Linked DNA regions of Homo sapiens: region 2 is linked to region 1. A link is a loop called in an ENCODE intact Hi-C map of the cell type or tissue named here. Cell type or tissue: ovary. All regions are shown on one strand. Links, peaks and the distances in the headings refer to the core of each region. The heading gives the core; the rest is flanking DNA. Region 1 holds the start of IL2RB-AS1 (IL2RB and C1QTNF6 antisense RNA 1). Region 2 overlaps LOC107985576 (a long non-coding RNA gene).

Region 1 (10,347 bases), core at 23-2,522:
CGCCACCTTTGGAAGAAGAGAGCCATGAGAATTTGAGCTATGGCTGGCCGCATCTGTGCCTGCTCTGGCCGTGTGCCTCTGGCCTTCCAGAACCCACTCTGTCCTTCCTAATGTTTCTCTGACCGTGGCCTCTCCAGGGAGAGTCTGAATCATGATTTTCCCAGGCATGGAAGGTAGGAACACCTGCCAGTCAGCATGGAGCGTTTGTCAAGCGTCTGTATTATCCTGGCTCAGGGCTGGGAGTTATAGCAGCCACAAAAGATGCCCAAGACTCCACCCAGCCCTCAAGGAGCCCAGAGTTTAGCTGCAGGGACAGGAAATAGGCATGGGAACGAATGCAATATAATCACAGCTAAAGTTTGTATGAGATGTGCAGATGCTCCTGGGCAGCTGCCTCTTCAGGGCAGGCTTCATGGAGAAGAGGGCTTTTTTTAAAAATTTAATTTAATTTAATTTAATTTAATTTTATTATTGTTTGTGGGGTTGGGGGAGGAGGGGAGAAGAGGGCTTTGAGCCAGGCCTACCCAGGGCAAGTGCCAGAAGGACAGAGGCGGGGAGGACACAGGTGCAGACCGGCCTAAAGCAGACACTTGGAGCTGAAAACATCCTGAATCCAACCGTCCACAACTCCCCTCTACAGCATCTCCTCAAGAGGGCCAGACTCCCCTGAATTCTCCCTACGGCAAGGAAGTCATTCCTCGCCAGGGGAGCGAGATCATGGCCTGTCTGGTGTGCACGTGTGTGTGTCTTTGCCACAGGTGTGTTCTTTCCAGAACTCCTGTGAACAGGTGGGCCTCCTTTGTGCAAACCTGAGCCATGCACATCCAGCTCAGCTGATAGCTGGGCCAGGAGAGGTGACCTCACCGCCCATGCTCAAGGTCTCTCTGTTGCACTGGACAGGGCCCCTCCAGCCTTAGGCCCTTGAAGTCCTGGCTCCTTGGAAATGCCCCTGCTACTGGGGGGACCCTCAACTGCACCAAAGGACCGCAATGGAAAGGGGGCACTCAGCGCCAGAGCCTCCCCGCCCCCCCACCTCCTGCCGAGAGGAAGCCCAAAACTGGCACATCCACACACACAGCCACACGCCCCCTTTGAAGGCACTGCACCGCTGCGTGTGTTGTACACGGAGCCTGCGCTTCCTGGGCCAGAAGTGAAGCTAAGATGCACTCCACGCATTCAACCGTTGAACCCTCATTGCAGCCACCAGAGTTCTGTGCCACCCCTGCTCCGTTCCCGCGGTGGAGGGAGGACGCCTAGGCCTTGGGAGGGATCGGGAGCGCGTAGAGTGACACCCTGGGCTCCACATCCACGACACCTTCTCCCCCATCTGGACTGCCCAACTACTTCATGCCTACCTCGGGACTTTGCATGCAAAAGGCGCTCAATCATCCCTTCAAGAATAATTGAGTTAGAAAACAGCAGGGCACAATGACAGGTGGGCCCAGAAGTTGCCACCAGAGGGCAGTGCGCGCACCTCCCCAGCCTCCTCGAGACTTGTGCTGCAGGAGGGAGGTGAAGTCGCGGCCAGGAGCGTGACCACGCTGGACCGTGTCTGCTGCCTCCCCGGGAGTCGCAAGTGCCCACAGGACAAGCAGGGGAAGCAAACTGGGCCCCTGGCTTCTGGGAAGACAGCATGAGGGCAGACCAAGGAAAGGCAGCCGAGACCAGCAGACCTGCAAGGGATCTCGGAGGCTCTCAGGCCCAGCTGCTTGCTGAATAGGTAATGATGCATCTGGGCCCAGAGAGAGGCAGCTCTCAGCCTTAGGTCACACAGCAGGGCAGGAGTGTGAACTCTGGCCTCCAGCCTCCGAGGTCCCCTCATCCCACCTAACCCCCAGACTCAGAGAAGGACACTCCACCCAAGCAATTTCTCACCTTCCCCTTAATTGGTACAGATCAGAAACGGGAGCACCTCCTTCTCCTGGCCCCCACGTTTAGGGTTCCCAGGACAGCCTCCGACCCACCCTCTGCCCCTCCTGTATCCCTTTCCTCGGCCCTGGGTGACAGCACCCCTGCCCAGACCAGCTCTGACTGCCTCCAAGTGCCAAGCGCTCACAGTCCTCTACCCCCAGCCCCAGCCGGCACCCTCAGTCTCGTCCCACCATCTCTCTGCCTCCTGAGTCCCTCCCTGAGTCCCATGCCCTCTGCCCCAGCGACTGCCCTTGTAAAGTGAAAATCCGACCCCACCCAACATTTCCTGCTGCACTTATGCAGTATCCAGGCCTCCTCGCCATGGAAAGCCCAGGCCTGCGGCCTCTCTGGCTTCTTCTCTCCCTTGCCCCACTGCCCCTGGCTGTCTGGCAGTTCCTGGAAGTCTCCAAGCTCTTCCCTGCCTCGAGCCCCTGCCCACGTTCTCTCTGCCCCAGGCCTCAGCCTGCGGTCACTTTCTCAGGGCAGCTTTCCCAGCACCCCGTGCATCTAAAGTGGATGCTGCCCTGCCCATCACTGGATCAGGTGCTCATATTCCTAATTGACTGGGCATAGGTGGGAGGATTTGCCTGGTGTCTGTCTTCCTGGCTGGACTGCGGTGCCTCAAGGCCACAGGTGAAGTGCATGGAGTCCCACAGCTTCTCTGAGCCTAAAGCTTTGTGTGACAAATGCATTCAAACTGCATTTATTGAAAGATGGGAAGCAAGGGAGGAAGGGAAGGGGTGCGGGAGGGAGGGAGGACAATCTTGGTGTTGGGCTGAGGTGGCGTCTGTCCCCTTTGCATGAGTTCAGTAAGGATTTACTGAGCACCTGCTGGCAGCAGCATGCTGGGCACTGTGGGAATGACAAGGATGTGTGGGATTTGAACTCTAACTCAGAGTACCTTCTCTTGGTATGGAGGTAGGACAAGTATGCAAATGATTATAACTAAGGAAATCGTGTCAATGTGGTGACCCTTGGCCTGAACTTTCAGAACAGTCCTGGTATCACGTGAGAAGAGTAAATACATGTGATTTGATTCTAAACTGGCTAAGACGTTATTAAAGAAAGTAACAAGACAGAAAAAATACTTTTTCAGGCTGTCTGTGCAGTTTTGTCTTTAGAAAATGTGGTCATAATGAGTATGAGAGGCATAGAGCGTGCCCAGTTTGAAACGCCTGCAAATGACAAAACACAAAAACACAAACCCAAAAATAGAACGTGGCTTGGCTGGAGCCATAGGGGAGGCTCCAGAGGATGTGGCATCGGTGCTGTGGGCAGTGGGTCATTGTGCAAAGGCAGTGAGGGCTGGGTCCCCATCCCACCTTGGCCACTTCCTAGCTGTGTGATCTTGGATAAGTTCCTTTACCTCTCTGAGCCTGTTTCTGCATCTGAAACATGCGACTACTCCCCACCTCTTAGGTTCATGGGGATGGCATGAGATTGTGCACACAGAGAAGCCATCACCCACAGTTCCTGGCATGCAGGAGGCACCTGAGGAAGGCTGGGTTCTTCCTCTTCTCTGGGAGGATGGGGATGAGTGTTCCATAGGCCGGAATGGGTCGAGAGAAAGGGCCCAAGACAGAGGGAGCTGCAAGAGCCAAGGCACAGACTAGGTGGCTGAAGGCAGTTGGGGAACAACAATTATCACCAGAGCCTAATATTTCCCCAGCTCCATCTCCTTCCCTCCACGCCCAGTGCCAGAGGGGCACTGCTTATATAGGGGTTCTGCTTACAGAGGGGTTCTTGCTTACAGAGGGGTTCTGTTTACAGAGGGATGCTGTTTACAGAGGGGTTATTGCTTACAGAGGGGTTCTCGCTTACAGAGGGGTCCTTGTTTACAGAGGGATGCTGTTTACAGAGGGGTTCTTGTTTACAGAGGAGTTCTGTTTACAGAAGGGTTCTTGTTTTCAGAGGGGTTCTTGCTTACAGAGGGGTTCTGTTTACAGAAGGATTCTTGTTTTCAGAGGGGTTCTTGCTTACAGATGGATTCTGTTTACAGAGGGGTTCTTGCTTACAGAGAGGGGTTCTTACTTACAGAGGGGTTCTGTTTACAGAGGGGTTCCTGTTTTCAGAGGGGTTCTTGCTTACAGAGGGGTTCTGTTTACAGAGGGGTTCTTGCTTACAGATGGATTCTGTTTACAGAGGGGTTCTTGTTTACACGTTTACAGAGGGGTTCTTGTTTACAGAGGGGTTCTTGCTTACACAGGGGTTCTGTTTACAGAGGGATTCTGTTTACAGAGGGTTCTTGCTTACACAGGGGTTCTGTTTACAGAGGGGTTCATATTTGTTAGCGGGACGCTGCCATGTCATCCTTCACTCTGCATCCAGAGCATCCTTGCACACAACTCTTCAGGGGCTCCCCACTGCCCTCAAGACCCTATCCAAGCATCCTGAGTCTGGCTTCAAGGCTGTCCCTAACTGGGCCCCCTCTTGAAGATCCCCCTTTGCATCCAATCCTCTGGCCACACAGAACGCAGAATCGCTTGCATGCCTCCCCCTCCTCCCAGGGTTTGCCCCCTCCCTGCCCTGCATGTGGCATCCTTCCTTTGCCTTCTTATCCCGCGGACTCATCATCCTTCAGGCCCCGGGTTCACATCCTCCGTGAAGCCTCCCAGGCCTTTACCCTTGCTTTCTGATGGGGTTAGGTACCTGCCAGAGGCCTTCCTTCTCTCCCCAACTAAAGTGGGTGCTCCCCAAGGGCAGGAACTGAATCCCATTCATTCTGCATTTCTTTATGCTGCCTGGTATGTGCCTGGAGCATAGGAGGTGCTTAGTCATTGTGATGTGGATAGAAGGGTGGTTAATGGGTGAATGGAAAATGGACTGATGGATGAACAGAAGAAGGATGAATGGGGGGATCATGGAGGGAATGATGGAGGGAGAGAAGGAATGATGGGGGAGAAGGAAGGAAGGATGGGGGAGAAGGAAGGAAGAATGGATGGATGGATGGATGGATGGATGGATGGATGGATGGATGAAGGGATGAACAGACAGACGGATGGACAGACAGTGGATGTGGATGGACAGAATAATAAGACTCTTTCAGGAAGGCCAGAACACAGCAGAAAGGCCCTGAAGAAAACCAAAGCAGCTGCAGGAAGTTTGGTGTTTGCCAAGGTTGGGGGTGAAATGAGCTACCTGTTTTGCAGAAGAGATGGGGTGTGTTTTAGCAGCTGACATCACAGAAGGTGCAGGTCCCAAGACCTAACAGGAGAGCAGCTGAGAAGAGCAACAGCTCCTCATAGACAGGGATGGACAAGCTAGGCCAGCAGCGGGGGCAGACTCTGCACTGTCCCCGCTGCCCCCAGCCGTGGAGAGATGCGTGTCTGCCACAGGGGAAGCAGCGCCACCCAGGGGCTGGGGTAATGACAGGCGTGGCCTCTTGGGGGTGGACAGTCTAGAACCCAAGCCTCCATCCCTCTCTGTGGAGGCATCATGGGAGTCGACTTGCCCCTTCTGGCCACCTCTCAGTCCCAAGGGTGCCACATTTGGGGTTCTCCACCACGCAGTCACTGCTTGACGTGGCTCATGGCCTCCCAGCCTCACTGCACGGGCCACACACACTTCCCTCAGTTCCTTTCCTCATTGTCTCCGCAAACACACAGATTCCTGCTGCCTTTAAGACTTTACTGCTGATCTCCAAAGAGATGAAGCAATCTCAAAGATAAACATGAAGCAAATCCAAAGAAATCCTGCAAAATTCTGGGAGCGCCTTTCTGTGGTTGGAAGCTGGGCACGTGGTGGGATGATCCTGCCAGCCTGTGGAACTTCCGATATTATGGATGAGGGTGGATTTTACTACCTCCCAAATTCTAGGACTCACGCTCTTTTTTTTGGGTGGGGAGGGGGACAGAGGCTCGCTCTGTTGCCCAGGCTGGAGTGCAGTGGCACAATCTCAGCTCCCTGCAACCTCTGCCTCCCGGGTTCAAGCAATTCTCCTGTCTCAGCCTCCCAAGTAGCTGGGACTACAGGCGCGGCCACCATGCCTGGCTAATTTTTGTGTTTTTAGTAAAGACAGGGTTTCACCATGCTGGCCAGGCTGGTCTCAAACTCCTGACCGCAGGTGATCCACCCACCTCGGCCTCTCAAAGTGCTGGGATTACAGTTGTGAGTCGTCATGCTTGGCCTCACGCTCTTTCATTCAAATAATATTTATTGAGGAGCCCCTATGTGCCAAACCCTTTTTCTAGAGGCTTAGGACACAACAGTGAACAAAACAAAGACGCCTGCCCTTGTGACGCTTACAGTCTAGTGGGGAGTGGGGTGAGAAACAGACAATAAACATAAGGACTAAGTAAGTTTCATAGGAGGTTAAAAGATGAAAAACGCTATCAGAAAAGAAAAAATGGGAGACAGAGAATCAGGAGCACAATTTTAAACAAGGCAGTCAGGGTAGATGGACCTCACCAGAAGGCGATGGGAAAATCTGAAGGAAGGAGGGAGCCAGGCAGAACTGGAGGAAGGATGAAAACTATGGAATGCTTCCTGAATATGCGAGGCAATTTATAACTCCCTGAAATGTGCCACATGATTCCCAATGCATGCCTTTGCCTACGCTAGACTGCAAGCTCCACGTGAGAAGAGACTGCTTGACTTGTTCTCAGAAAGTATTTATGGGATTTATAGATGCAGTTGTACAGAATAGAAAGCTGCTCACAATCCTCTTCTTCACCTTTCCTCCTAGAAAACTCCTACACAGCCTTCAAGACCCAAACACATATGGGCAGAGTTGGTTGCTCCTCCTTTGAGCTCGCTACTCTTGCACCTTATATAAACCTCTTTTATAGCCCCAATACACTGTGTTTCCCTCATTTTACTGCGGGTCAGAGCTTTCCCCTGGGTTGAGAACCCGCAAGGGGATCTGACCTGTCTGAGCTATTTATGGATCCCCAGAGCTCCTGGGACAGATGCTCGGCTGACGTTGTCAGGATTGAAATGACCTGTTACTGCTTTAATGCTCCCTCTCAAGTAGGTGGTTTGCATTTCTGGGACCTTTGGCACCTCAGTTGAGGCTCTCTGGTTGTGAGCAAGAAAACTCAACTATTAACTAAAGGTAAAGTAAAAAAAAAAAAAAAAAAAGTGATGTTGGGGATGGAGGCAAGGGGCTAGAGCCCCAACCAAACCTGCAGGAAGGAAAAGCCAGGGTAGCCCCAGCTCCTTGGCGCCCGCTGTGCTTGGGATCCCTGGCTGCACCTCCTAATGCACTCGGCTCCATCAGCTCCTGGCTGCGGTCCTGCTTCCCAAATCTGCAGAGCAGGACTCAAGCTGGCCCTGCTAGGGTTGGGGCCTCCCTTGGAGCCGTCAACCATCCAATAGGGCCCAGAATGAGGTAGAGAGATGAGCCCAAGGGTGGGGTAAGGGGCTGAGGTTTTGGGGGTGGGCAGTGGCGAGGGGTCCCTGGAGAAGAGGGGAACTTGTGAGCCTGGGGCCACACCCAAAGTGCCTCCTTCACTGGGCCCAGCCCCCACCCAAGCCGCATTTCTAATGAAGGCTTTGTTTTGTAAGAATTTTTAAATGCTTTAACTAGAAATTGGCAAACTGCAACATCTGCCAATTTCTAGCAGTATATATCCTGCCACCATGACCCATTTCAAGCTAGCATCGTGATGTCTCTGAACCTGCGATCGGGAAGACATGCATGCAGTCGGCTCTGGTGCAAGCTGGCTCCAGCCACCATTGGCTGTGGGGCTGAGGGCACAAGCCTCCTCATAGACTCCTGTAAGGAGCCCTGCCCTGTCTTGAGAACCACCGAAAGAGCTAGAGAGTGTTTCCCATCCTCCAGCCATCCTCTGAGAAGTCATAGCTCAGGTCCTGGATGAGCCTCCCCTCTTTCCCAGGAACCATCCCTTCCTTCTGGTGTGGCCCACTGGACAAGATCGAATATCCCAGGTCCTGCAAAACCTGGCTCCTTCCGGCCTCTGGGTCTTTCTTTCAGTTCCTGGGAGGGGCTGAGCAGCCTCCTACCTCCTGGCCTTGACCCATATTGGCCCCTCCACCAGCTGTGCTATGTCTCTCATCTTTGGGTCTCAGCTGAACCACCTCTTCCTCAGAGAGGCCTTCCCTGACCACTTCTCCCTCCCAAATTTGCTTCTCCCTTGCCAGCACTTACCCCACGCTGAAGCCCTGCTGTGACTGTGTAATGTCTCTCTCCCCTATTAGACTGGAAGCCGCATGAGGGCAGGGACCATGTGGGGTTTTGGCTCACCACACTGTCCCCTGTGCTTAGCACAGGGCCAAGCCTATAGAATAGGAATCAATCCATAATTATTGATTGGGTAAACAAATGACACATGAAGGAAGGAAATTAATCAGTTTTTCTGTACTTCACAGTTTCTTCTTCTGTAAAATAAATATAAGAAAGTGTCTACCTTAAAATAATTTTTAACATTTATAGAGCACCTCCTACGTACCAGTATTTTACATATACTTACTCCTTTAATCCTCACAACAGCCCAGATAGTGTTAATATCATCCCCATTTTACAGGTGACAAAACTGAGGCACAGAGAGTTTCAGTGACCTCCCCTCATTTACTCAGATTTGAACCCAGGCAGTGCCTCCAGCAGCCTCAGCATTAACCACACACTAAACTGCCAGGGGGGGTTGGGGAGGGGTCCTGGAGGTGGTAGCTTTGGCGCTGCTGTAGCCCTGCTGCCCCAAGAGCTTGAAGCCTCGTGAGCAGAGCCAACTATTGCTAAACACTATAACCAGGGGACGCTCAGGGATCCAGCTGCCTCTCACATCTGGGAAGATTTCCTGGAACCAAGACACCCTGGCTGAGTCAGGCACCCGCATCTGACAATATGGCCAGAGAGTTTTTACGAAATGTGAACCAACTGGACTCTCAACAGCTTCTCCCCACCCCACCCCAACCTGTGAGTGGGACTCTGATCTTGCCTGGGGCTCCAGCCCAGCCCCTCAGGGTTCAGGGGTAAATCTCACTTCCCCGAGGTTGGGTTAGGTATGGTTATGTGACCAGCTGTGGCCAATGAGAAGCGAGAAGAGGCTTTTGGACAGAAGAATCTCTGATTCTCTTTCACCCACCCTTGCCACATCCATGAAACGGAAGGGTTCGTCGCTGGGTTTTGAGACTTTTTTCCATGAAGCTGAAGGCCAAGGGAGCTGAAAGCCTTGCCACTGAATGCTGAAACAACCTTCACTGGCTACTTTAGAGATAACATTCATAGGTCACCATGGTAATGGTGGCTTCGGTTGTTTTTCAGGAATTGGGCCAGCTGAAACCAGTTGAGACCCTTCAGCTGGGGAACCGTATATGTGCCCAAGAGATGGCCATTTGATATTGGAGGACCAAAAGCACCACGCTCAGATCAGGCCAATGCATCTGTTTTCTGTATGTGTCCTATGAAATGCCATGAACCCCAACTATGCTTGTACAGAACAAACCGGTTACGTCATTCTTCCCCACTGCCAATCACCTGTCCCCACACCTTAGATCACCCCACTTCTCTAACCCATTCATATCCCTAAACCTTGTCTTTGGGGAGGCAGATTTGAACGCTGTTCTCCCACCTCCTTGCTTGGCAGGCTTGTGAATCAATCTTTTCTCTTTTGCAAATCCCAAGTCACAGCGATTGGCTGCACACTGGCAGAACAGATTGGGACCTGGCGGGTGATACCCAGATATGACACCTGGACCCAGAACAGAAATCTCATGGCCACCATCTTGAGACTGCCATCCTGTGGCCCTGAGGGAAGCTGGCTGTATTAGTTCGTTCTCACACTGCTATGAAGAACTGCCTGAGGCTGGATAATTTAGAAAGGAAAGAGGTTTAATTGACTCACGGTTCCACATGGCTGGGGAGGCCTCAGGAAACTTACAATCGTGGTGGAAGGCGAAGGGGAAGCAAGGCACCTTCACATGCTGGCAGGAGAGCGAAGTGCAGAGTGAAGGGGGAAGGGTCCCTTATACAACCATCAAAACTCGTGAGAACTCACTCACTATCACGAGAAAAGCATGAGGGTAACCGCCTTCATGATCTAATCGCCTCTCACCAGGTGCCTTCCCCAACATGTGGGGATTGCAATTTGGATTACAATTCAAGATGAGATTTGGGTGGGGACACAGAGCCAGATCATACATCATTGGCCTAAGGGCAAATCTGTTGTGCTGAGAATGGAGATATGGGGCAGACCCAGGTCCTTAGCGAGCTGCTGAGCTGCTCAGCTGCTGAATTGACGGACCCTGAGCCGCCCTGCCTGGGACTTAGGGTTACTTTTCTCTCTTGCTGCTTTGGGTTGAATATGTGTACCTTGCACCCAAAAGCATCTTAACAAATACAGAAACTACGAGGCAAAAAGCAGAGGGGGAAAGGGAGACTTCTGCACGTTCTTAGGTTTCAGAACAAGGAGAGCCCCACCAGAAGCTTTGGGAGAGGTTGCCTTGAGCCCTCTCCCGACACTCAGAGGAGCTCAGATG
Region 2 (17,176 bases), core at 5,939-8,438, 89 kb after region 1:
GAGAATGGCTTGAACCCGGGAGGCAGAGGTTGCAGTGAGCTGAGATCGCACCACTGCACTCCAGCCTGGCGACCGAGCGAGACTCCGTCTCAAAAAAAAAAAAGTATCTATGTGGAAGTATAATTTGAATACAATAAGTGATCCATTTAAAGCATATAATTCCATTCATTTTGACAGATATATGCACCCATGGAACCTCCCAAGATACAGAACATCACAGAACACTTCCATCACTTTGAAAAGCTTCCTTGCACCCCCCTGCAGCCCACCTCTCCCTGTTTCTCCCTCCCCACGCCCCCAGCCACCGCCCAGCTCACACACACAAGCTCCGATCTGCTTTTTGCCTCTGTAGATTACTTTGCGTTTTCTAGGATTTCACATAAACGGCATCACACGGTGTGGCATCTCATCCAAGGCCCTTTCACACAGCATATTTTCGAGATTCATCTTGTTGTTACATGTGTCATGGTGTGTCTGTCCCTTTTATTAGTGAGTAGTGTCCCACCGCAGGGATGTGTCACATTTGGTTATTCATTTAGTCCCATCCTCTTTTGACTACACTTTGCAAACTCACTGAATCACAGAACCACGAGGCCTCTGGGCATGCTTAGAAGGGGCCTAAGGCCATCTGTATTCAACCCACCCTTGTGCCATTGATAGACAATGCTTGGCTCACTGCCCATGATGCAGCTGCCCAGTCCCTGCTTACATACCTTCAATGACAGGGAGCTCATTCCCTTAAGGGGCAGTCTCTTTCACTCCTGGCTAGCCTGGCCTGTTAGAAAACCCTTCCTCATTTTCAGCCCAAATCCTTCCCTTGGATTGTCCTCATAGAGGTGCTACCTCTTGTTCTGGGGCCACTCAGGGTCAGTCAGCTCCCTCCTCCTCACCACAGGCCTTCGAATTTGGGAGGCACAGTCCCACCCAGCAGTGTGCTGGGAAATGTTCAACTTAGAGTTCCAGTTTAGTTATTTTTCTGGTAAATATTCCAGTATATGAATGTATTGAAATGTTATTTATCCAATTCATGCAGATAATGACATTAAATACATATCACACAAAAACTAAAAACAGTCAATATATCGCCACACCCTAAATTCTGTCCAAAGTGTGTAAAGACCTACTCATATTTATTTCGTTTTTCCTTTTTTGAGACAGGGTCTCACTCTGTTGCCCAGGCTGGAGTGCAATCATGGCTCACTGCAGCCTACATCTCCCGGGCCAGGATTTGTAAGTGGCTTGCAATGTTTGCACTACAAACGATTCTGCTGTGAACATCCATGTGCTCCTGGGCTGGTGTGTGAGGTTTAGCATACACACACATATCTTGCACTTCAACGGACAGTGCTACGCCCATCTCCAGGGGCCTCCTCGTCTACTCCCAGCCCATGCTTGGCCTGTAAGACTTCATACTTTTGCCAGCTAGATGGGTGTGAATTGGCATCTCACTGAGGTTTTAATTTATATTAACTGATTCCCAGTGGTATTAAGCATCATTGTAAGTGATTACTGGACCTTGTGTTTCCTGTTCCATAAATTGCTTTTTCTTCACTTTTCTCCATTTCTCTATTGGAGCATTTATCTATTTTATTTTATTTATTTTATTTTATTATTTTATTTTTTGAGATGGAGTTTCACTCTTGTTGCCCAGGCTGGAGTGCAATGTCGTGATCTCGGCTCACTGCAACCTCCGCCTCCCAGGTTCAAGCGATTCTTCTGCCTCAGCCTCTTGAGTAGCGATGATTAAAGATACACGCCACCATGCCCGGCTAATTTTTGTATTTTTAGTAGAGATGGGGTTTCACCATGTTGGCCAGGCTGGTCTCAAACTCCTGACCTCAGGTGATCCACCCACTTCTGCCTCCCAGGTAGTGCTGGGATTACAGGCGTGAGCCACTGTGCCAGGCCCAGTATTTATCCTTCTCTTACATTTATTTGGAGAAGCTCTTTGCATATTCTGATTTTCATTTGAATTGCTAGAGGCATTTCATACTTTCTTCCAGTCCGTGGGATGTCTTTTAATATGTTGTGACATTTAATAGACACAATTTTTATCTGCATGTAGTCAAATTTCCACTTTCTCTCCTAATTGAGGTAGGAGGCAGGGTTTGACTCAAGACCAGACTGAGGACTAGCAGAAATGGGGACGAGGCGAAAGCACCTCTTCATGAGACATGCCCAGCAGCGCCATGTCAGTTTACCATTGCCATGGCAACACCCGGACGTTACCACCCCTTTCCATAGCAACAGCCCGGAAACTACCACCCTTTTTCTAGAAAGTTCTAAATACCCCACCCCTTAATTTGCATGTGACTAAAAGTGGGTATAAATATGACGGTGGAACTGCCCCTGAGCTGCTGCTCTCAGTACACTGCCCGTCAGGTAGCCCTACTCTGCAGGGGCACTCGCGCAGCTGTAACACTGCCACCTCCATAAAGCTGTTTTCTTCCACCGTCAGCTCAGCACGGAATTCCTTCCTGAGAGAACCCAAGAACCTTCCAAAGCTAAGCCCCAATTTGGAGGCTCACCTGCCCTGCATCATAATGACTTGTGTTTTTTGGAGTGAATCTTACTTAAAAATTCCTTTCCTTCCCCCAATTTCATGAAGACGAATATCCTCATTTTCTTTTAAAGTTTTGCTTTTCATAAACAGGTCTTGTCAGGTGCAGTGGCTCATGCCTGCAATCCCAGCACTTTGGGAGATGAAGGCACATAGATCACTTGAGCCCAGGAGTTTGAAACCATCTTGGGTAATATGGTGAAACCCCATCTCTACAAAAAATACAAAAATTAGCCAGATGTGTTGGTGCATGCCTGTAGTCCTAGCTACTCAGGAGGCTAAGGTGGGCAGGTCGCTTGAGCCTGGGAGGTCGAGGCTGCAGTGAGCCATGATCATACCACTGTACTCCAGCCTGGGCAACAGAGTGAGACCCTGTCTCAAGAAAGAAAAAAGAAAATAAATATGAGTAGGTCTTTACACACTTCAGACGGAATTTAGGGTGTGGTGAGATTATTGACTGTTTTTAGTTTTTGTGTGATATGTATTTTTTTATTATTGTATTTTATTTTATTTTTGGAGACTGAGTCTCACTCTGTCACCCAGGCTGGAGTGCAGTGGCATGATCCCAGCTCACTGCAACCTCTGCCTACGGGGCTCAAGCGGTTCTCCTGCCTCAGCCTCCCAAGTAGCTGGGATTACAGGCACGCACCACCACACCCAGCTAATTTTGTATATTTAGTAGAGATGGGGCTTCACCATGTTAGCCAGGCTGATCTCGAACTCCCAACCTCTGGTGATCTGCCCGCCTCGGCCTCCCAGAGTGCTGGGATTACAGGCGTGAGCCACCGCACCTGGCCTGTGTGATATGTATTTAACATCATTATCTCCATGACTGATTGTTCCAGAACCATTTATTGAGTAGCTCTGCCTGCTTTTTGCCCAGTAAGCTGTGGTCAAGCCATCTCGCATCTCACAGTTCCACTGCTATAAAGAAATATCTGGGAATGGGTAATTTACTAAGAAAAAGAGGTTGAACTGGCTCACAGTATCACAGGCCGCACAGGAAGCATGGTGGCATCTGCTTCTGGGGGGGCCTCGTGGTGGAAGGCAAAGTGGAAACAGACATCTTCCATGGCAAGAACAGGACCAAGGGGGTGAGAGGTGCCACACACTTTCAAACAACCAGATCTCACAAAAACTCACTCACTATACAGTACCCAAGAAGGATGGTGCTAAACCATTCATGCAAACTCCGCCCCCATGATCCAATCACCTCCCACCAGGCCCTACTTCCACTGTTGGGGATTACAATTTGACATGAGATTTAGATGGGGACACAGATCCAAATCATATCACATGTCAAGAGTCTATAAGTGCATGAGTCTTTTCCTAGCCTCTCCATCTATTGGACTCTTGGTCCACCCTCAAGCCGGTAAAACACTGCCTCAATTACTGCAGTTCTTTTTTTTTTTTTTTTTTGAGACGGAGTTTCACTCCTGTTGCCCAGACTGGAGTGCGACGGCACCATCTCGGCTCACTGCATCCTCCACCTCCCAGGTTCAAGTGATTCTCCTGCCTCAGCATCCAAATAGCTGAGATTACAGGCGCCTGCCACCACATGTAGCTAATTTTGTATTTTTAGTAGAGACAGGGTTTCACATGTTGGCCAAGCTGGTCTTGAACTCCTGACCTCAGGTGATCTGCCCGCCTTGACCTCCCAAAGTGCTGGTATGACTTACAGGCGTGAGCCACTGCACCCAGCCAACTACTGAAGTTCTATATCAGATCTTTATACCCAGCAGAGCAAATCATCCACTCTTGAATGTTTTCAAAATTGTTATCGTTACCACTGACACTTTGCTCTTTCATATAAAGTTCATAATAAGCTTGTCAAGTTCCAAGAAAAACTGTGTGAGGATTCTGATTAGAATTGTATTCAATTTCTAGAGGAACTTGGGGAGAAGTGACATCTTTATATATTGAGTCTTCCTGTCCATTAACATGGTATATTGCTTCTTTATATCTTTCAATTAAGTTTTATAATTTCCCCCCGGAAAGGTCATGCACATTTTTTGAAAGATTCATTCCTTGATACCTTATTACTTTCAGTGCCATTATAACTAATATTTTTTAAATTGAATTTTCTATTTGTTGCCCATACGTAGGGAAAATGTCACATTTTGTATATTGAACTTATATAGAAACCTGGATGGAAATTCTCATTCTAATTTATGTAAAGATTTTGCTCCTAACAAGTCTACAGCTGTCTTTATAGACAGTCTTATCATTTATGAAAAGTGACAGTTTTATTTCTTCCTTCCCAATTTTTATAACGTTAATTCCTTGGCTTGTCTAGATCTTTTATTACAGGGCTGAAGGGAATCAGTGCTGGCAGGCAACCTTGTCTTATTTCTGATTTTAAAGAGACTGTTTCTAATGTTTCACCATTGAACCTGATGTCTACTGCAGGCTTTTGGTGGATATTATTGTCACTGAAAGAAGTTTCCCTACTATTCTTAGAAACGGCAGTTTTGTTTTATCATTATTAAGCGTTTAATTTGATTGAATGTCTTTTTCTGTACCCATGGAAATGTTGTGAATTATATTAATACATTTTCTGATGTCCAATTCTCCTTGCATTCCCAGATAAGTCTAATTTAGTTAATATGGGGACTATTGCTGAGTATCCCTAAGCAACCGTTCTCTGCTTCTTTTTAATAACAGAGATCCCAGCATTGGGGCTAGCCACACATTCACCCAGCTAAAGACATTTCTCAGTCTCCCTTGCAGCAGAGTGGGCCCTATGATCATGTCTGGGGGAAAAAGGTGCAAATGGAAGTGATGTCAGCAACTTCTGCATCATCTCCTTGGAAGCTAAACCATTTATCCTGTACAGCATTTTCCCCTCTCCCCACGGAGTAGGAAATAAAAACGCCAGAACAATCCTGGAACCATGTGGGGGCAACATAGAGCCAGACCACTCAGCTCGAGACCTGAGAGAGAAATACACTTTTGCTTCTTTAAGCCACTGCGTTTTCAGATCTTTTTGTTACAGCAGCTTCAGTCACACCCTCACTCAGTCAGTCATGATGCATCGCCTTTTGTGTATTGCTGGCTTGAAATTGCCAATATTTACAGGTAGGGTGGGGAGATCGGCCGGTCATTTTCCTTATATTGTCTTTGTCTTTTTTTGTTGTTGTTGTTATCAAGGTTATACTAGTTTCATTATGAGAGTTGGTAATATTATGTTTTGTTTTTTTTTTTGAGATGGAGTCTTGCTTTGTCACCCAGGTGGAGTGCAGTGGCACGATCTCGGCTCACTGCAACCTCCACCTCCCAGGTTCACACCATTCTCCATTCTCCTGCCCCAGTCTCCCGAGTTGCTGGGATTACAGGCGCCCACCACCACGCCTGGCTAATTTTTTGTATTTTTAGTAGAGACAGGGTTTCACCGTGTTAGCCAGGATGGTCTCGATCTCCTGACCTCGTGATCTGCCCGCCTCGGCCTCCCAAAGTGCTGGGATTACAGGCGTGAGCCACCGCGCCCAGCCAGTTTGGATAATATTACATTATCTCTCCCTTAAATATTTTATAAAATTTATAAAGCCATCTGTATCTGGACCTGGTTTCAGAATTATGGGGGAGAGGGGGAAGAGGGGTAGATTTTAAACTACTAATTCAATTTCTTTAAGGGGTATAGGACTATTTGGAATTCCTTTTTTTTTTTTTTTTTTTTGAGACAGAGTCTTACTCTGTCACCTAGGCTGGAGTGCAGTGGTGTGATCTCAGCTCTCTGCCACCTCCACCTCCTGGGTTCCAGTGATTCTCATGCCTCAGCCTCGCAAGTAGCTGGGACTACAGGCAGGCACCACTAGGCCCGGCTAATTTTTTATTTTTAGTAGAGATGAGGTTTCACCATATTGGTCAAGATGGTCTCCTGAGCTCAAGCAATCTGCCCACCTTGACCTCCCAAAGTGCTGGGATTATAGGCATGAACCACCGCGCCCGGCCACTATTACTTCTTGAGTCATGCTTTAGATATTTTTCTGGAAAGTTGCCCATTTTGCTTGGGTTTTCAAATTCATTAGTGTAAAGCTATTCATAGTATTATTTTATATCTTTTGAATCTCTCCTCTCTAATTTCTGTTATCTCCCTTTTTTTATCCTATATTGATTATTTATGCCTTCAAACTTTGTTCTTAATCAATTGCTCCCCAGTTTCATTAATTTTACTCACCTTTTCAAAGAGCCAAATTTTGGTCTTGTTAATCCTTTCTACTATACATTTGTTTCCCATTTAATTAATTTCTATTCTTATCTTTATTGTTTCTTTTCTTTCTTTTGCTTTGTTCTGATGTTCTTACTTTACTTCTTAGTTTTGAATGCTTAGTTCATGAATTTTTAGTCTTATTTTGTTCCTAATACAAGTTCTTAAGGCAATACTACTTTAGCATTGCTTTTAATTGTGGTAAAATAGACATAACATAAAATTTACCACAACCCACAGTTTTAATATGTAATATTTTATTATGTTTTAGTTCTAAACATTTTTCAACTTTCATTACGATTTCCGTTCTGCTCAATGAGTCATTTGAAAGTGCATTGTTAATTTCCAAGAGTTGGGGAAAGAGGCTGTTATCTTGTTCTCTTACCTCGTGATACTGCAGACAAAGAATACAGACGGTGTCACACTGACTCCTTTTAATGTGTTGAGACTTGCTCTATGACCTACTGTGAGTGTTATTTTCATAAATGTGTATATATTCAGTGTTCCCTATGTGTCTAATAAATCAAAGGTGTTCATTGCATTGTTTAGATCTTTCGTATCATTACAAATAAATTTATATTTACCTTGCTTATATTTATCAGCTCTTGAGAAAAGTATGTTAAATCTCCCACTATGGTGGTGAATTTGTCAATTCTACTTGTAATTCTGTCACTTTTTATTTTTGTTTTTAAACCCTTAGGTTATGTCATCAAATGCATGCAACTTTAGAATTATCAGATCATGCTAAAATTTTTAATCTTATTGAAATAGCAGCCAACATTTTAAAAATCTTTACTATATTCCAAGATCTGACACAGACCTAGCACTCAGTAAAATGTGGTAGAAATAAGAAAAAGAAAGAAAGAGAGAGAGAGAATGAATGAAAAGAGAGAAGAAAGAAAAGAGGAAGAAGAAAGAAAGAAAGAAAGGGAGGGAGGGAAGGAAAGAAAGAAAGAAAAAGAGACAGAAAGAAAGAAGGAAGAAAGGAGGGAAGGAAGGATGAGAGAGAGAGAAAGAAAAAGAGAGAAAGAAAGAGAGAGAGAAAGAAAAAGAGAAAGAGAGAAGGAAGAAAGGAGGGAAGGAAGGATGAGAGAGAGAGAAAGAAAAGGGAGGGAGGGAAGGAAGGAAGGGAGGAAAGTAGAGTGAGAGAGAAAGAGAAAGAAAGAGAGAGAGAGAAAGACAGAAAGAAAAAAGAAAGAAAGAAAAGAGAGGAAGGGAGGGAAGGAAGAAAGGAGGGAGGGAGGGAGACAGAGAGAGAGAAAGAAAGAGAGAGAGAGAAAGAGAGAGAGAGAGAAAGAAAGAAAACATTGAGGGGATGCCTAGGGTGTCCCTGGCTGGCACCCTGGAGTCAGAGCTGGGGAACATTTGCGTCCAGGTCCACTCTGCCTTGGGGGTCATCCTGTGTTCAGTGTCACAAGCAAGAGAGGTGACAGGGAGGGCTGGCAGCTCTGGGCAGTCCCCAGGTGCTGGAGTTGAGTCCCCAGCCTGACAGGGTTTTCCCAGAGTGGCTCTGAGGTCAAATTCCGAGGAGCTGATGGAACTCCCACTGACTGCCCCCCACCCGATCCCCAAACCCAGCTCCCTGGGCTGACCGCCCTGGGCCACTCTTCAGTTCCAGTCACCTCCCTACCTCTAGGAGAGGATTTTCTCTTCGAAGATCCCCCATGAAGAATGCGGGTCCCTCTCTCCATCAGGGACTTTCCTGATGAGAAAACCAGCATTCTGCCCCCAGAGCCAGGCTCTGTGCCCCAGACACACCCAGATACCAAACAGAACCAAGCTCCCACTGCCCCACACCTCAGGTCCCAGGAGGCCCTCCCAGCGGGCCCCACAGGCCACTCTCTAACTGACGGGCTGATGAGAGCTGCCCCTCCCATCCTTGAGCAGGTACACACCCCCCACCCCTGCTTCCTACACCTGCGCCTCAGGCCTCGGTCTCAGTCCCTTCTCTGTACACCCTCTGAGGTCGCTTCAGTCAGGCTAGTTCCCAGATCTCTCTCCACTGCCTACTGGAGATGCCTCCTACCCCCACCCAGGACACCCCATTGCCCTCTTGAATCCAGCAGTCTCTTCTATCCCAGTACAACACAATCATCCCAGCCCCCTAAACTGGGACCTAGACCACAAATATTTTTAAAGTTTTTTTGTTACATTTTAATATTTTCATACTACTTTTGAATGGGTAATGCATCCCCATGGTCCAAAATACAGAAGGCACAGGTCCACCTTGCAGCCCATCTGCCCAGCACTCAATTCCCCTTCCAGAGGCCACCTCTGTCACTGACGTATCTATGTCCCTCCAGAGATGTTCCAGTGGAAGAAAGCATTCTCCACTTCCTGTCTCTCATCCCAATCTGTCCTGCACCTTGTTGGTTTCCATTAACTATTTACCTTGAAGTTTGTCCCACATTCGTTGACGAAGAGCTTCCTCTATATGGACAGAATTCCATTGTGCAGACTTGCTAGAATTAATTTGATTAGTTCCTGTTGAAGGAAGGATAGGATTCCCCGCCTTTTGCTACCACGAGAAAGCTGCCATGAATAACAGCGCACACGTGCCATTTCGCCCAGATGCAAGTATCTGAAGGCAGCCTTCCCCAACAGGGGTTTGCTGGGTGACAGAATGGGTGCATCGGTGTCAAATGGCCCTCCACCAGGGTTGTATCTATCCATCCTCCCACCGGCGGTGTGTGGGAAAACTGGCTTCCCCACCAATACGGCGTTTCAGGCAATGTTCTTATTTATGACACCCCAGTAAGCAATAAATGACATTGCACCGGAGTTTTGATTTGCATTTCTTTTCCATAGGATAGGCATCTTTTTGGAGGGTTAAAAGCCATTGTGGCCAGGCACGGTGGCTCATGCCTGTAATCCCAGCACTTTGGATCGCTTGAGACCAGGAGTTCAAGACTTGGCTGGCCAACATGGAGAAACCCCATCTCGATTAAAAATACAAAAATTAGCCAGGCATGGTAGTAGGCGCCTGTAATCCTGGCTACTTGGGAGGCTGAGGGAGGAGAATCGCTTGAACCCAGGAGGTGGAGGTTGCAGTGAGCCGAGATCATGCAACGACGTTCCAGCCTGGGCAACAGAGAGAAACTCCACCTCAAAAAAAAAAAAAAAAAAAAAAAACCATTTGTATTTTCTTTTCCTGTAAACTGTGCCTTCATACCTTTTGCCTACTTTCTTATTCGGTGTTGGTCTTTTTGATTGATTTCCATGTTAGGGGGACTCACTTCTGGTCCATCACACAAGTTACAGCCATATGTTCCCAGGTGGCCACTGGCACTTTGGCTTAACTGATGGTGACTTGAGCCACGTGGACTTCTGCATATTTAAATAGTTTGGTTAATCAATCTTCTCTTTTATGGCTTCTGGGTTCTTTGTGATTTTTAGAAAGGTCTTTGCCATTCTGAAATTATATTTTTCAAACAGTTTACTATAGTTTCTTCTTATAGTTTTGTGGTTTCATTTGTTACACTGAATTATTTGACATGACTCATTATCCCATTGCACAGTGTAAGGTAGACTCAACTTTATAGTTTTACAGATGGCTACTGTAAACTAAAAATACAATTATAAGCCCTCCAACTGACTAAACAAACCACTTCTTGGCCAAAGGGACCTCAGAAAAACTTTTATTTTTATTTATTTATTTATTGAGACAGAGTCTCGCCCTGTCGCCCAGGCTGCAGTGCAGTGGCACTATCTCGGCTCACTGTAACCTCTGACTCCCATGTTCAAACCATTCTCCTGCCTCAGCCTCCTGAGTAGCTGGGATTACAGGCACCCACCACCACCACGCCCAGCTAATGTTTGCATTTTAGTAGAGACAGGGTTTCACCATGTTGGCTAGGCTGGTCTCGGACTTGTGACCTCAAGTGCTCCCCCTGCCTCTGCCTCCCAAATTGCTGGAATTACAAGCGTGAGCCACTGCACCTGGCCCAGAAAAACTTTTAAAACTGAGATCCCAACCGTGATGGAAGGGGAGGTCAGACACGCCTCATTATACACCTCCCTTTCGCAGTTGAGACACAACTGACCAGCAGTAATGTTAAAACAGAACCATAAATTAAAAAAAAAAAAAAGAACCATAATATGGACAGAACAGACTTTGTGGCAACACAATACCAAATTACAACCAGGACCTCAGGCCCTGCCAGGTGAGGGTGAGGTCACACACCCCACACTTAAACCGTGAACTCTGTCCTGCCTGCCACAAGGTGTTTCTTTTGCTCTGGCAGCTAAACAAGCCGCTGCCTCGAGATAAGCCAGATGAAATCAATCACAGCTCATCCAGGGCCCCTACGCTGAGCAACTGAGCCCCTGCTCCAGGCCCTAATTCCAGCCTTCATTAGAGAAGAGACTGATTTCAGTAGCTTTCTCCAGATCAGAAGACCACGGACCACGGACCAGTTCTGGCCGGTTTGCAGAAGCTCCGCGCCCGTGTTCCGAAGACCTTTAGCGGTATAGGGCCTAAGTGTAATGCATTTACATGTTAAGTCTCCACCCCAAAGTGAACATGGGTAGTATATCACATGCATGTTCTTTCAATATGCATCCGTCAGGGCCACCTTCATGAATATGCATAGCTCCTCCTGTAGCCTGTTGAATATGTATGTTTAGCCAACGCCTTTAGCATAAAGCTGCTACCCCAACCCCTCCTCTTTTGAAGTGCCTGTCTCTGGCCTCTGCCACATGCCATGTGCAGGATGGCCACCTTGCAGGCTGTAACTCTTTAAAGAAATAAAATCTCCTTTCTAAATATATAAATTGTGTGATTTTTTTTCCCAGTTAACAGTACCCATTGACCAACACAATTTACCCTGAACGTATATTCCTCCAGCGAGGCTCATACAAAACCTGGACGTGGATTTAAAACTAGTTCCCGGCAGGGCGGTGTTCTTGGTGCTTTTCCTCTCGGCCGCAGCTTCTGCCGCCCTCAGGGCCCCGTGGCTCCTCTCTCCGAAATATTTCATGAATCCGCCTCCTTCTCTCGCTCTCCACCTTGAGCTTCAGTTGAGAACTCCGCGTTTCTCCCTGGGAATGTAGAGATGCGTTAGTGCCGGGAGAGGGCGTTGCGAGATTTCCAGATTGCGCGTGGCATCCTGTCTTCCCCGTCGCTCTGGGACAAAGCCCCCTCCCCTTCCTACCCAACCAAATCCTCTTCCTACTGGACCTTGGGGTGCCCCCTCTAGGCCCTCAGCAGTCACCACTCACCCCCTCCCTTTCTTAGCCCAGTCCCAACCTTATCGTGGAAGGGTAGGAACAGAGTCCCAGCCCAGCCTGCCTGTCCACCTTCAGGCACCAAACACCCTGAGGTCTGCACCAGCCGTTGCTCTAGCCCAGCGGTCCCCAACCTTTTAGGCACTAGGGACTGGCTTCGTGGAAGACAATTTTTCCACGGATTTGGGGGGATGCTTTTGGGATGATGCAAACACATTTATTGTGCACTTTATTTCTATTATTAATTGTAATACATAATGAAATAATTACACAACTCACCATCATGTAGAATCAGTAGGACCCCTGAGCTTGTTTTCCTGCAACTAGACGGTCCCATCCGGGAGTGATGGGAGACAGTGACAGATCATCATCAGGCATTAGATTCTCATAAGGAGCCTGCAACCCAAATCCCTCGTATGCGCAGTTCACAACGGGGTTCATGCTCCCATGAGAATCTTATGCCACGGCTGATCTGACAGGAGACAGAGCTCAGGCAGTAATGCGAGCAACGAGGAGCAGCTGTAAATACAGATGAAGCTTCTCTGGGGACCCCTACGCTAGTCCACAGAGGCGGGAGAAGTGGAGCGGCTTCTCCTCTCCAAACAATGCACCCCTCCATCCCCATCTCATCTCCTCCCATGGGCAGGTCTTGGGCAAGGCTTCATTCTCACTAGAAAAATCACCCTCCCTCCCCCATGGCCTTCCGGCTCCTGCCTTTCTCCTGGAGCCCTGGACCCGGGTGTCCATCCTCCAGCTCTGGGTGGTCCAGGGGCTTCTGATGCTGGGCATCTGGACATGGAGGTTGTGGGGAAAGGTTCCTTGAATAGTCGGGGAGAAGGGTGGAGAAGATCGGCCCTTGCCAGCAAGTCCTCTGTCAGGCCAGCATCCCATGGTTAACAAGCTCGTTCTGGGTCCATTTCTCTGGGTAAATGGCAGTGTACAAATAGAAGTCCCTGCCCCCAGAGAGCTCACATTCCAGGTGGGAGACAGACAATAAACAAGCTAGCAACAAATACAATCACAGTGGCAGGTGGTGAAAGCGCCATGAAAAAATGACCAAGGAGCCTTCGCTCACACACTGGATTTCTTCTGGGCGCGAGCAGAAAAACCGGCGAATCCTGATCAAGAAGGCACCCTCTGGTGGCCATATGAGGAATAGGCCACAGTGACACCAGGGCGGACGCTGAGAGACCCGGTGGGGCCATGGCAGTGTCCAGGCAAGGGGACGGAGGCTTGGGCCAGGGAGGTGATGGTGGGAAGTGTAAGAAGTGGCTGGACGGAGAGTTGGTATTGTAGAGGCTTTAGGACTTGCTGAGGGAGTCAAGAATGATGTTGGGTTTCATTCTTAGCACCTTGGCGGATGGAGGCACCATTTAACTAGGAGGGGGTGGCCGCGGGAGGAGTGGGCTTAGAGCATCCAGGAATCAAGCTTCTGTCCTGGACATTTTGGGTGAGAAGCCTGTTGAACATGAAGCTGTTGAGTGTTTGGATAGAATATTCTGGAAAAGGGGAAGGGTCCAGGCTGGAGGCATAAGCGTGGAGTTGTCCCAACGTAGATGGCATTTGCTATTGACCGAGTGTTTACATCCCTGAGAACGTATATATTGAATTCATATGTTGAAAACTAATTCCAGCGTGATGGCATTTGAAGGAGAAGCCTTTGGGAGATGATTAGGTCATTAGGGAAGGGCCCTCGTAAGTGGGCTTGTCACCTTTATAATACAGGCCCTGAGAGCTAACTAGCCCCCTCCACCACGTGAGGATACAGTGACGAGTTCACCATCTATGAACCAGAAAGCAGGTCTCACCGGACATTGAATCTGCTGGCACCGTGGTCTTGGACTTCCCATGCTCCAGAACTCTGAGAAATGAGTTTCTGGGGTTGTTGTTTTGTTTTGTTTTTTGAGACATGGTCTCACTCTGTCGCCCAGGCTAGAGTGCAGTGGTGAGATCTCAGCTTCGTAGTATATTTTGAAATCAGGTAGGGTGATGCCTCTGGCTTTGTTCTTTTTGTTCTAGATTGCTTTGGCTACTCAGGGCCTTTTGTAGTTCCATACAACGTTTAGGGTTTTTTTTTTTTTTTTTCTGTGAAAAATGACGTTGGGATTTTGATAGGGATTGCACTGAATCTGTAGCTCTTTGGGTGCTATGGACATTTTAACAATACTGATTCTTCCATTTCATGAACACAAGATATCATTCCGTTTATTTGTGTTTTCTTCCATTTCTTTTAGGACTCCAGAGACTAAGTCAGTATTTAAAGCAGCAGGAGGCCACCCAGGGAAGGAATGCAGCTCAAGACCCCATCCACCCAGCAGCAGCAGATGGTGGTGGGAGAAAGTCTAGGGGGCAAACTCCACTTTCAGCCTCAGCAAGGACCCTCACTGAATGCTAGGGGGCTCTCTCTCACCCCTACTCCCCACTTCCCACCAACCCCATTCTCAAACACCAACTTCTTCTTCCAGAGGTGACCTCAGTCTCCACTCTACTCAAGCCCATCTCAAGATGACTGTGCCCTCTTCCTCCAACTTTCTACCTCTCCCACTCACGAGCTCTGGGGTCAGGCTGTGTCTCCACCCGCCTCCTCTGCTATCTGGCCGTGTGTCCCCAGTGAGTGGCTTCACCTCTGCAAACTGCTCTCCCATTGCTGATGGGGGCACCTCCCTCTCTGGATAGCCATGAGCACGGGGTGCAAGTATGTGTGTCATGTACCTAGAAGGAAACTGGCACGTAGCAGACTCTGGATAAATGTCAGCATGAGTGTGATGGGGCTGGCTTTCTCCTTTTTATCTTGTATTCCTCTCCCCACTTCTAGGGTGTCACTCTGCTCTTTCTCCAATGTCCTCAGCCTCGTTCTACTGTCTCCCTCATCTCACATCCGGTCTCTCCCATCTTACAAAGAAGCAGCCCAGGGGTTTTGTCTTCGAGACCCCTCCGGCTGCCATCCACCGACCCTACCTCCCCTCCCCTGCCCTCGCCTCCAGGAAACACCCACTGCACCCTGGTTTCCTCCATGGTCAGTGAGAGTGAGATTGGACACCATTATTGGCACACAAAGATGGGGAATCTGGAGACTGGGCCGAGGAGGGCTGGGGACCAGGGACCCCAGAGAACCAAAACCTGGGAAGCTAAATCTCCATCCTCTTCCACAGCAGTGTCCTCCTGGTGTTTGACCCACTTCTGTGGATTACAGCGTGTTTTTAGGGGAACTGCAGACTGAATTGTGTTCCCCTAAAATTCATATGTTGAAGCCCCAGTAACTCCACATGTGACTGTATTTGGAGACAAGGTCTTAAAAGACGTGATTCATCCCAGCACTTTGGGAGGCCAAGGTGGGTGGATCACGAAGTCAGGAATTCAAGAACAACCTGGCCAATATGGTGAAACCCCGTCTCTATTAACAATACGAAAATTAGACAGGCATGGTGGTGCATGCCTATAATTCCAGCTACTCAGGAGGCTGAGGCAGGAGAATTGTTTGAATCCAGGAGGCAGAGACTACAGTGAGCCCAGATCGTGCCATTGCACTCCAGCCTGGGAGACAGAGCGAGACTCTGTCTCAAAAAAAAAAAAAAAAAAAAAAGAAGAAGAAGAAAAAAGAGGTGATTCAGGTAGAGTGAGGTCATGAGAGTGGACCCTCACCCAATATGCCTGGTGTGCATATAAGAAGAGGAGATTAGGACACAGACACGCACAGAGGGAAGCCCATGTGGGGACACAGGGAGAAGACGGCCACCATTAGCCAAGGGGAGCCCTCAGAAGAAACAACCCTGCTGACACCTTGATCTTGGACTTCCAGACTCCAGAACTGTGAAAAAGTACATTCCTGTTGTTGAAGCCTCCCGATCTGTGGTCCTTTGACATGGCAGCCCTGGAGAATTAATACAGGTGCTAACGGCTCCCACAATGGATGGCCCTACACCACCACTCCAGTGAAAATGCTCCCTTGAGGCTCACCTACGTATGACGTCCAGGTTTCTAAATCCAACGGTCACTTCTTGGTCCTTGTATCAGTCATGTTTCAGTGTAAGGACTAGAAGCCACATTAGGTATCTTAAGCAGAAAGAGATTGAACATAGGAAATTCAGCACCTACAACATCATAAGATGTACTCAGGGAGCGTGCTCCAGGGCCAGTTTCCAGAAATGACTCCCAGGACACCACAGAACTGACCAAGAGGGGCTGCCACCGAGGCCACAGCCAGGAAGGTGAGGAGTCAGGGGCCACCTCTAAACCCCCCACTGTGGCTGCCACCCAGGGGTTAGGATGCTACCACCACTGCTGTACCCGAATCTTGAGCCTCAGGAAGTCAGAGTCCAGATACTACGACACAGGGTCCAGCACTGCGTCCTCTGCTGCAACTGCTTATTGACACCCACAAGGTCACTTGCCAGCAATGACTGCCAAGAGCAGCAAGAAGACAGCTGCTTTCCAAATCTCATGGGAGCAAATCCCATTGGTAGGATCTAATTCACATCCAGAATCATAGCTGCAAGGGATCCGGGAGGAAGGGTGGCTTTAGCTTGCTAGCCTCTGCAGTATAGGAGGGTGAGGCGGGGTAGAATGGAAGGTGAGTGAGTCGACCTGGGCCCTAGCCCACTCCTACCCTGCCTCTCTGCATCACTTGGCTAGGGCCACTCCCTCCCCTTTTCAATATTTTTCCAGTTGTCTCCTTGCACTGGTTTGGGCTCCTCTGTCTCACTCCATGTGTCAGCACACTCATACTCCACTGCAGACAAGCAGCAGGGCTTGCTCGGGCAGGGCTTTGTTGATCTCACTCAGCAGGGTGTCAGGAGGCAGCCTGGGACTGGAGCTGCAGCCCAGCAGTGCCATCAGAAACCTGGGCCCTTCTGTGTTTTGGTCCCATCACCCTCAGCACTTGCTCTGCCCCTCATGCTTACCGTTGAGAGCTGCAAGTTGGCTGCACCTGCCAGCCTCACACCCACTTTCCAAGCAGCAGGGAAGGGGGCCAAACACTGCCTTCTCCTCATGAGAATTTCCTTTTATTCAGGAAGGGCCACCCTCTCCAGGGACCCTGGTTGGCCAGAAAGGTCACATGGCCATCCTTGGCTGCAAAGGAGGCTGGGAAATAACAATTTAGGTTTCAGACTCTGTAGTTAGTAGAGGAAGGAGAGCTGGAGAGGGATTGAGAATAGCTGTTGAGTGAGCCTACTTTTTAATAT

The links. Hi-C counts contacts between places; a loop is a spot of excess contacts. Peaks named below come from ENCODE experiments on the same cell type or tissue, not always from the same donor. Only the 100,000 strongest peaks of a DNase experiment are listed, where the experiment ranks them.
Region 2: a loop joins it to region 1, with 2.1 times the contacts of the local background. A loop is called at or near these places in 27 of 110 quality-filtered maps.

What each region holds. Positions count from the first base shown.
Region 1 is chr22:37,165,245-37,175,591 of GRCh38, forward strand. IL2RB-AS1 (IL2RB and C1QTNF6 antisense RNA 1) reads left to right here and starts at 1,515. Exons shown (of 2, transcript NR_199008.1): 1 at 1,515-1,720. It also overlaps a transcript of IL2RB not described here. RefSeq lists enhancers at 1,686-1,735, 3,050-3,109 and a promoter at 9,750-10,008. In ovary, for the core only: a CTCF peak has its summit at 1,468 (motif pointing right); a DNase peak (open chromatin) is centred at 1,497.
Region 2 is chr22:37,247,910-37,265,085 of GRCh38, forward strand. LOC107985576 (a long non-coding RNA gene) reads right to left here. Exons shown (of 3, transcript XR_001755534.1): 1 at 16,895-17,176; 2 at 15,951-16,046; 3 at 11,563-11,807. Among named protein-coding and RNA genes, the nearest start is that of RAC2, 12 kb to the left of the region's middle. RefSeq lists enhancers at 5,398-5,899, 12,692-13,231. In ovary, for the core only: no CTCF peak of the experiment used is centred there; no DNase peak of the experiment used is centred there.